Linked DNA regions of Homo sapiens: region 2 is linked to region 1. Evidence: chromatin loops called from intact Hi-C (ENCODE). Cell type or tissue: chondrocyte. All regions are shown on one strand.

Region 1 (5,000 bases):
TTTGGTCATTTCCTAGCTTTTTTTTGGATAATAGCCATCCTAATAGATATTAAGTAATACTAGTACAGATTTTTTTGTTGTTGTTTTCCAGTGTTCCATCAGGTAGAATCTCAGCTCTCATAATTCTTTGATGGTCTAATGGCATTTTTATCTACTACTGTCTAGTACTTGTGTATTTATCTTCTCATCTAAATTTTAATCCTTTTGAGGTCGAGAATCTGGTTTGGTCTAGGGCTAGGATAACAAGTGTTCAGTAGGCATTTGTTGAATGCCTGATTTGGCTTTTAGCTTTGGAAGTGAATAGTATGAGCACTGAAGGTAAAACATTTGCCAGTGATTTTAATGAGAGGTTGGTTTTCAAGTATGAAATGTAGTTAGAATAGAGATCAAGAATTAGTGTACTTTAGTCATGAGAACACTGCTGAATAAGGTAAAGGAGAGAGTAAAAAGGGAACCTTCAAGTTTAGGCTGGGAAGGTGAAAGGAACCTGTGAATGCATCTCTCATTACTCCAAGAAGGAACTGTGATATTCTACAATATTGTGACATCTTACAATGTAATAGGATATTGTGATACATCTAGCCAGCTATCTGGATGCCTCCAGAATATACCCTCTTAATTGTTTCTATGCTGCCCATCAAAAATAAATAACTAACATTTTTGAGACTTATTCTTTGCCAAGTCCCATGTGTTACCTTCTTTCTTTCTTTCTATTTTTTTAGATGGAGCCTTACTCTGTCGCCCAGACTGGAGTGCAGTGGGGCGGTCTCGGCTCACTGCAACCTCTGCCTCCCGGTTTCAGGCCTCCCAAGTAGCTGGGACTATAGGCATGTGCCACCAAGCCTAATTTTTGTATTTTTAGTAAAGACGGGCTTTCACCATGTTGTCCAGGCTGGTCTTGAACTTCTGACCTAATGTGATCCACCCGCCTCAGCCTCCCAAAGTGCTGGGATTACAGGCATGAGCCACTGCTCCCGGCCTACCTTATTTCTTTACAAAAATCTATTTATGGCACCATTTTAGAGAAGAGGAAACAGACATAGATAGAATAAATAACTTGTAGGTGGTGGATCTGAAATTAGAGCCTAGGCAGTTTGATTCCAGTACCTATTCTCTAAATCACTGTGGTATTCTGCTTCTCCTTGAGTTTTTTTAAATTAAATATTTAAATAATAAAATATTTCATTTAGCACAATAGTACATGCATATAGTTTAAATAGTACTGAAAGGCTTGTAACAGTACAGTGGATCTCTGCCCCATCTCACCCAACTTTCCCAGTCTTCCTTAGAAGTAACTAGTTTTGTCTCTTAACTTTCTTCTGGCATTTGCCCATCTCTCTGTTTCTATTTTAGCCGTTTTCTGTGGATGACTGCCGGTCAGTGCCGCCCTCTGTTTTCCCTCCCCAGTGAAATTATTTTGTAATTCTTGGTCAAATATTCAGTGTTTACATTAAACAAATATTATGCACAATTGAGGATTGTCCCATATTTTGTTTGTTAGCTTTCTTTTTGCTGCAGTTATTGCTGCCCTTTAAATTTTTAGTTAGTTTTTTCTGTGATAATTTCTAATTTATCTCACGGTATGTAATAGCTTCTCCACACAGTTTTCTGTAATGTCAGCCACATCAGATACTTTCTCACTTAACTTATTTTTGCAGTTTTTATATATCCTCAGCTATGTAGATTGAACTTCAAGCTCTTCTTTTTGCCCTCTGCAGAGAAAACAAGCTTCAGTCTTCTGTTGAATGAGGGTAGGGTTGTTACCTACCACTGGATTAAGAGAGGGGATCCAGGTATCTAGCTACTTTTCAAACAGCAGCCACCCAAATCCTCCCTGGCTTAGGATACAGCTTTCTAGGGTCTCTTTAATTGATTATTACGTATCTATTTACTTTTCTGCTTCCAAAATTGTATGCTGTTATTCCTTTTCTCTGTGTCCTTGTGGGTTTCTGCTTAAAATTAACAAAAGCAAACAGCACATTTTTAAACTTAGTGTTAGTTAAGTTTGAAAGAGGAAGTAAGATTGGATAAATTTATTGTAGACATGTATGAAAATGTAGGTTATCAGAAATAAAAGAAATAAAAAGCCCTTATAGTAATATCACTAGCTAGAATGACTACTATTGTCATTTTGGAGTATTTCATTTCAATCTTTGTATGTGTACAAGCTGGGCAGGTAGTAATTGGATGATGCCATATACAGGTTTGAGCATCTCTAATCTGAAAATCTGACATCCAAAGCTTTTTGAGCACTGACATGATGCTCAGAGGTGATGCTCAAAGGAATGTTCATTGTAGCATTTGGGATTTTGGACTTTGAGATTAGGGATGCTCAACCAGTAAGAATAATGAATGCAAATATTCCAAAATCTGAAAAAATCTGAAATTAAGAACTCTTATAGTCCCAAACATTTCTGATAAGGCATACTCAACCTATATATTGCTTATGGGTTATCTTTTTTATGTTTGTTAGCATGCCAAGACCTGTAAATGCTGTTTTCACACAAACTGTTGTGCATTCATTTTCTGTTGTGGTCCATTGACATTTTCAGTCTATTTTTACTCCAGTACCACACCAAAATAACTATTTGAACAAAGAAGACTTATATGACAAACGATCCTTTAAAACAAAAAATACTATAACTGCCTTTATTCCAAGTGTTAATATTACTCTGTGCCTAGTGCTGATTTTTAAATTACTTTTACTTTATTCTGCCTTATTTCATCCAGCCTGCAGATGGCAGAATTGTTTCATTTGAACAGCAATTTTGAAGGCTCCGTTTTATTTAGTGTGTTCTGACATTGGAATGAGAAGTGATTAAATGAACAGTCTCTCTCCCTATTAGAGAAGAAGCAAATTAATGTTAGAGACAGGGAGCCACACTAAGAAAGTACTGGATAATTTACTTTTTCATTTGGTCTATCTTCATTTCATGATTTTTGCATGCTTGGATTATAAATGAACTAGAGCCTATAAATGAACTAGAGCATGATGTTTAAGCTGTACCATATGTAAACTGCTGAATTCCCTTAATTACTTTAGTCAGAGTAATGGAGCTTAAATCTGCTTCATATTAACCATAAAGCAGTTTGTTCTGCATTTGTATTTTAAGAGTTTGCTTGTATTAAATTTTTTTTTTAATCTAGAGACCTTTTAGCATTCATGAATCAATCATCAATTTAAAGCTTTGATATAATTGAGTTTGCTGAAGTATGAGCATTTTGTTCTTAGGATAAAAGAAATACTTTAGGGAAGAAGAAACTAGAATTAGATTAGTGTACCATATTTGAAATTGAAGTCAGAATTATGCTGTAGAAAAATTGGAAGAGCCCATTTGAGGAAATACAGGAATTGCTTAGAGGGATTACTGTAAAATTCAGTGATTGGTAAATTGCTCATGTAGCAGAAATGGCAGGGAAAACAGCAATAAGCTAAGCAAAAAATTTTAATGTATTGTGTCATTCTGTTGATGTAAAAAAAGAGTAAAATAGTTATGAGTCATGAGACTTTACTTTTAAAATCAGCAAGTTTAAATATAAAGTACTGGACCACATACATTACAATAGTCATTTAAAAATTTTTAAAAATGTTTTGTAACTGCTGTGGAAGGGTAGACTTCACAAGCCAATTAGATATAATTTGCTAGCTTTATAAGAAGGAGCAGAACACTGAAGTGACTACAAAACGTTAAATTTTAACTAAATTTTGAGAACTTTGTGAATACTAATTGAAAAACTTGTGTAATGAGTGCAGCAAACTACTTACCTGTAGTTGTGGGAAACTAATACTAGGAAACGTAATTGGTGCATATCTTAAGGCCTTCTTAATTTGACAAGAGAATGGTAGAATGTACAGCTTACTGGAATAAGGAGGGAGTCTGCATATAAGTTCAAATGCAAATTAATTAATATTAGGTAAAGGATAAAATTCCATTCCAAGGAGTCTAGAAAAGTCTACACTATCTTAGTAGAGTTGACAGCAGCCATAAAGGGCAGATATTAATTATGTGCAGGCCTGTCACTTCAAGTTTATCTTACGATTGTGTAATTACTTTCCCATCAGAAAAATACGTCTGGAAAAGATACCATATAGTGTTCTAATCAAAAGAGGGTATGCTAGAATGAAATATGTACTTTTATTAACACATTAATGCTTATGAAATGATTTTTCTAGCATGAAAGCCTGAGGATAGATTAGTTAGAATAACTACAAAATATATTGCACATTTAACTCTCCGTAATAAGCGAGTGTAATCTATCAAGAGATAGTATTGAATAATGGAGATGTCCAAAATATCTTTCTTTGGTTTTTGTCACCTTCATTTCAGAGTAAAGATAATGATCTACTACAGAATTTTTGTATTATCATAATTCAGATAAGCAATTTCAATTCATTTCATGAAGGGTGACTAAGGAACGATTATGTTCTTTTTATTTTTAAAATATGAAAATTTTTGAGGTTCTTGATGTGGTAACTTGAAAGATAATAATAAATGCAGAGGTTTCATAATATAGTCCTTAATGTCAAGAGTAATGGAAATGTGAAGGTCTCTTAGGTGAGAGATTATAGCAGGAGATAGAATCATAAAATAAATGTGAATTGTGTCGTGACAACTGGAACCAAAGCATACAAATATTGGAGAGAGACTTTAAGAGAATTAAGTTAGTATTTGTCGTAAATTGGAATCTGGCTATAGAAGCATTGAGGTCCATTTAGTTGCTTCTTTGAAATGGAACTCTTTGATATATAAATGTAATATGTATATATTTATGAAATATTCTGTTCATAATGCCTGGCTTGAACTTTTTGATAGAAAGAACACATTGGGACTTTTTTTTTTTTAAGCCTTTGTTTTCGAAAAGAGGCTGGCCTCTTACCGTGGTGCTATTTAAAAGATAAGAGTTTTTTTTTGCCCACCCCCCTCCTTTTTTTTTTTTTTCCCCAGAACAAGTGAGTTTGTTATTCTGAGCTTAACAAAATAAATGCTGAGGCTCAGGCT
Region 2 (5,000 bases), 1.3 Mb after region 1:
TGATGTTTCCCACGTCTCTGGTTGGAGCTGTTGTTTACTAAGATGGAGAAGCCCGGGAAGGTGGGACCAGGTTTAGCGAGTAAAACCAGATCAAGTTTACTTTCTGGAAAGCACTGGGAAGGCTGGACTTGGGGAGGACAAGGCCAGTGCAGGGTGCCCTTTGGAGGCTAATCCAGTATTCCAGGTGAGAGATCATGATGAGGATGGGCTAAGGTTGTGAAGGGGGATGAAGGGATACCCATGTCTCTGCTAAACAAGCAAAGAGAAGAGTTTCCCACTGCTTCAGACGCTATGAATTTCATTTTGTGAGATGGCTCAACAGACCAACCAGAGGGAGGAGTTCTTTTTGGGTAAGGTTGAAATGAAACCAACATGTGGAGAGGAGTGGAGGCGAATGATGTGGAAAATGGGGTCACGAGAGAGACCAGGCAGAGACTGCAGCAATGCAGTGTCTTCCACAGCTGGCTGTTTGACATGGGAGAGAGGAGTCTGGATTCACCATCTGTGCCAGGGAGAAATCCATCCTGGGAAACAGATGGTCAGCAGTCATGCCCATGCACCCTGGATGACCACGGGGGTTCCCTGGGGCTCTGCAGCCCGGGTGATTTTCTTGGGAGGTTTGGGACAAGCATTCAGAGGCTGTGGGCATAGCAGGCTCTAGGATTTCTGCTCTTGATGTCACTGTTACCCAGACCCCTAGAGCTGGGTCCCAGATGGTGCAGCTGAGACGAGCTCTCTTCTCCTTAGCCTCACTGTCCTCCAGCAGTGCCCCTTCCAGCCTCTGAGGTTAGCAAAAGGCAGTGGCTGGTGGCACTGACTGAGTGACCACTCAGTCAACCCTAGTCCCAGTCAGGATAGCCATTTTTTTCATTCATTTGTTCATTCATTCCTACATGCATTCAACAAATCCTGACTGAGTATCTGTAACTACAGGCACTGTCCCAGGCCCTGCCCTTGAGAAAACGCAGATCGAGAATTGGACAATGCGGGCTACCAAGCCCTCTCATTCCCTTCTTCCTCATCCTGTCACTGCTTCTGGCCTTGAGGCCCAGAGCTGACCCGAATCATCACCCAGGACCCATTCCAGCCCCTGGCCCTGGCACTGCTGATTCTGATTTAAGTCCATTTCTTAATTTTATTTCATGAGACTAAAATGTCGTCAGAAATCAGGTTGTAAAGGACACTGAATAATATTTTTCTGAGTTTGGGCTTTATTCTGAGTATTTTAGGCAGGAGAGTGACATCAGATTTCCATTTGCAAGACACCTGCAGCAATGAGGAGGAAGGATGGGAGGCGGGGTGAGAGGGATGGCACGATGGGAGGCAGGGAACCAGTTTGGAGGCCTTTGGACTCGTCCAGATGAGAGGTGACAAGGACTCCTTGCCATGTCCCCCCATCCCCAACCCCATCACATCAAACCTACTCTCAGAAAAGAACTGATGAGTCCTCTGATGTGTGGAAGGGCTCACCCCAGTGGAGGCACCTGTGTACATATTTGAAGTTAAACCAACACTGGGCATCTTTTATTTCTCAGACACCTTCATGTACAATGAATCCCCTCCAAGCTGCATTGCCAGGAAAAAGTACTTTCCATCTCTCCCTTTTAGAGATGAGAAACTGAGACTTAGCTCTAAGCAGACCTAAATTTGAATCCTGGCTCCACCACCTGTCCAGGTGTAGAAAGTTCCACTGTGGACTGACTGTGGGACTTGCATGGTTGCCATGAGCAAAACCTGATCTGGAAGAGTTGTATCTAATGGGCCCTAATGGTGGCATTTCAGAAGCACCGAGGAGACCCTGGGGGCTTCTGCAGCTGGGTCTGGGGAGCAGGGTTGAATGGGTGCCCTGGGTGGGCCTGCGCTGCCTGCTCTGTCTTCTGCCTTCTCTGCCTATGTTGCCCAGGGCCTGAGCAGGAGAGTTCTGTTAGGTGAAGGGTCTGGGCCTGAGGTTTTCTTTTGCAGGAAGCGTCTCCCCTTGCGGGGTTCTAGGAGAGGCCTGCCCACTACCCCACCTTCCCTCAGCTTCCCTGGTCTTTGTTCCGATTTTAGGCCAGGGTGGGAAGATAAGGAGGACGACTGCGCCATCTGCTGGGCATCTTGGGCAAGCTCCAGCTGCGCCCAGGTGAGGTTTGGCTTTTGCGCATGAGAACCTTGGGTCACCAAACAGGGTATGGCCCCTTGACCAATAATGTCTTTTATAGAAGTAGCCCCAGGGATACACTTCCAGTTCAGCTGGTGCCAGGAAACTCTCGGTACCCACAGAAGCTGCCCATTATCTGTGCGCTCAGGTGTGGGGAACAGAAAGGTGAACAGTGTGTGGGGGAAGGCACAGACACAGACCATTAAAATGCAGTGTGCTGAGGAATGATGGAGAAAACGCAGGTGGGGAAGACAGGCCAGTTAATTTGACTTCCTGGGCCCCTGTTAGGTGCTGCTCCTGAATCCAGAAGGATGAATAGGAATTAGGCCAGGATTAAGGGAAGGCATTCCAGAGAGAGGGCATGGCGGGGCAAAGCCCTGGTGACCATGCTGCCACCTCTGCTCAGGCCCAGGGCTAGTGCCTCTTTCCTGCCCTCCTCCAGCAGTTGGAGACTTTGCTGACCCCTTGGAAGTGCTGGTCCCTGAACTCTACAGTGGCAGGAGCTCAGAAGATCCACGTCTGCCCCTCCACTTACCACCTCAGCAGCAGCTCCTTCCTACCCTCATCCAGAGTTCCCAATCCCTACCTCTTCCTACCCAAGCCAAATAGTGTGGCTGGGAGACTGCTATGAACAAATCTCCCACGCTCACAGACTCAAAACCAATAAAGGCCAGAAATCAATGCTGGAGAATGAAAGCAAGCTGGAGAATGATGAAATCACCTAGTTGGTGAATTAGGGCCCAGCTGAGGTCGATTTAGGACGAGCAATTCAAGTGAGCGTGAATTCTGTCAGTCTGCCATTCTATTGCATTCAATCTAATTCAGGCATGGTTTACTACACAGGTCAAATCCTGTGAGTTTGTGGAAGAAGTGGGATGCAAAGGGACATTTATGGGGCAATCTACTGTGCGCCAGTCACAGTGGAAGATATCATGGATACCGAGTGAATGAGACATGGTCTCTGTCCTCAAGAAGCACCCACATCACCACCTGCTCCTCCCCACCACTGCATAGTTCCTTTCTGTTCTTTTCTCTTCCTGCAGAAAAGCTGCTTCCAGGAAAGCAACTGATAAATTAAGCCACACTGAGCTGTAGTCAGCTGAGTGGGTGTTTATGACCGTACCTGTGAATTGTCTCTCACTATCTGCTCTATTTCAGTAAAATACAGAAACCCACTAGCTCATTCTCCTGCCCTCCCCCACCCCAATGTGTTAGCTACACACAAGACCACCCAGCAGAGACTGTATTTCCCAACCTATCTTGCAGCTAAGTATAGATCATGTGATTGAGGCCAGTGGGATATGAGTGAAAATAACGTGGCAACTTCTGGGGTATACCCTCCTCCTCCTCATCCTCTTCCCCTTCCCTCTTTCCCATGGCTGGGATATAGACTTGGAGGGTGATGGGGCACAGGCTTTGCTCACAGCAATGAGGGCAATACTTGGTGGCTGGTGAAACAAGATGGAAGGATTCTGAGTCTATAAACCAGAGCAGAACGATCCTACCCACTCAAAGCCCCTACCAGCTCAGACTTTTACATAGAGAGAAACTTCTAAATTCTTTAATCCATGGAAACTGGGTTTTTGTTAAAGCAGCCAAATCAATATCCTAATACAGTGACTCTTGCTCCCTGATGTTTAATAAGCAAATAAGCAAAAATATCTTGAGTAAGAGCTTTATCAGAGTTCCTGAAATTCTAAGCAGAGGCCATCCCCTGAGCTGGGGATCCAGCATGTGTATAACAATGACCCCATGCCCTCTGATATCCCAGAGCATCTCTCAAATCCTTTATCATTCAGTTTGTTGGGACAGTATTGTATTTTACTGTGTGGTATGTGTGTTAGGTCATATGGCTAGTTCAACATTGATAACAATAGCCAAGAAAGTTCCATTCTTCAGCCTGTGGGTCTATGCAGTTTACTGTAAATTTATGAGATGCATTACTTAAGTAGTTATCATCTCTACTTACAGATGAGACCTAAAAGCCCATTAGAGACTTTCCCAAGGACCTGAGGCTAATAGAAACTCAGCCTCTCAGACTAACCTTCAAGAGCTCTTGACACTTCCCCAAATAAAGAACCATTCCCTCTCCTTAGAGTTTAGGGTCCTCTGACACCAACCAGGGAATACTACTAGAAAATCTTTTTTATTTTTTCTTTCTTAAAGTACTTGTAAAAAGGACGATTAAATCACAGAAATGTGAGCACCAAAGAAAGAAGGAAGTTGTGCAAAGGTCAACATTATGCTGGTAAGAGAATGTTTAGGAACGATCAGTATTTGGAAGCCAACAGGCACAGGTTCACAATTGTTCTTGTAAATGTTCAACCACTGGAAAACTTTCAAAATGCCAGGTAGCCAATGGCTTCCAGATTAAAATATTAAAACAAATAATAATTTTTTTAAAAATTGTCACTTCTGATAACATCTCAGCTTACTGAACAAAGTAACGGAGAGCCTCTCGCACCACGCTGGACTCGTTTCCTGGAAATTTGTAAATACCAGACCACAGAGCTTGACTAATGACTATTGGACATGGTGCCCACTGTGTGTGTTCAGAGAATTGGCTTGTGTGGGAAGAACCCAAATGTCTGGTCCTCGTGCCAATTTGTCTTTGGACCTAAAAATCACCAGAAAAGGGAGGCAAAGGAAAATGACCATGATCCAGATGGAGATGGTAAGGCAGGACTGATGACGGAGTGAGCCAAAAGTTGCCAAATTAAGGGGAAATTTAGGCGATCTGCAAAGAATCATGAGTTTTCTCTTCCCCAGATTGAGGCAGGAATGGAGAAAACACTGGCTTTTGAGTTGAAAGCCCCAGACACAAGTTCCAGCTCAGCCCCAGACTACTCTGAGCTGACTT

What was found. A loop is a pair of places that touch in the nucleus more often than their neighbours do. Peaks named below come from ENCODE experiments on the same cell type or tissue, not always from the same donor. Only the 100,000 strongest peaks of a DNase experiment are listed, where the experiment ranks them.
Region 2: it touches region 1 in a loop (3-fold over the local background); 8 of 110 quality-filtered maps call a loop at or near these places.

Annotation. Positions count from the first base shown.
Region 1 is chr11:34,923,541-34,928,540 of GRCh38, forward strand. All of the region lies in intron 1 of PDHX (pyruvate dehydrogenase complex component X), which reads left to right. Among named protein-coding and RNA genes, the nearest start is that of PDHX, 9.4 kb to the left of the region's middle. In chondrocyte, a CTCF peak has its summit at 2,738 (motif pointing right); no DNase peak of the experiment used is centred here.
Region 2 is chr11:36,264,122-36,269,121 of GRCh38, forward strand. No RefSeq gene overlaps it. Among named protein-coding and RNA genes, the nearest start is that of COMMD9, 23 kb to the right of the region's middle. In chondrocyte, CTCF peaks have their summits at 2,097 (motif pointing left) and 2,329; no DNase peak of the experiment used is centred here.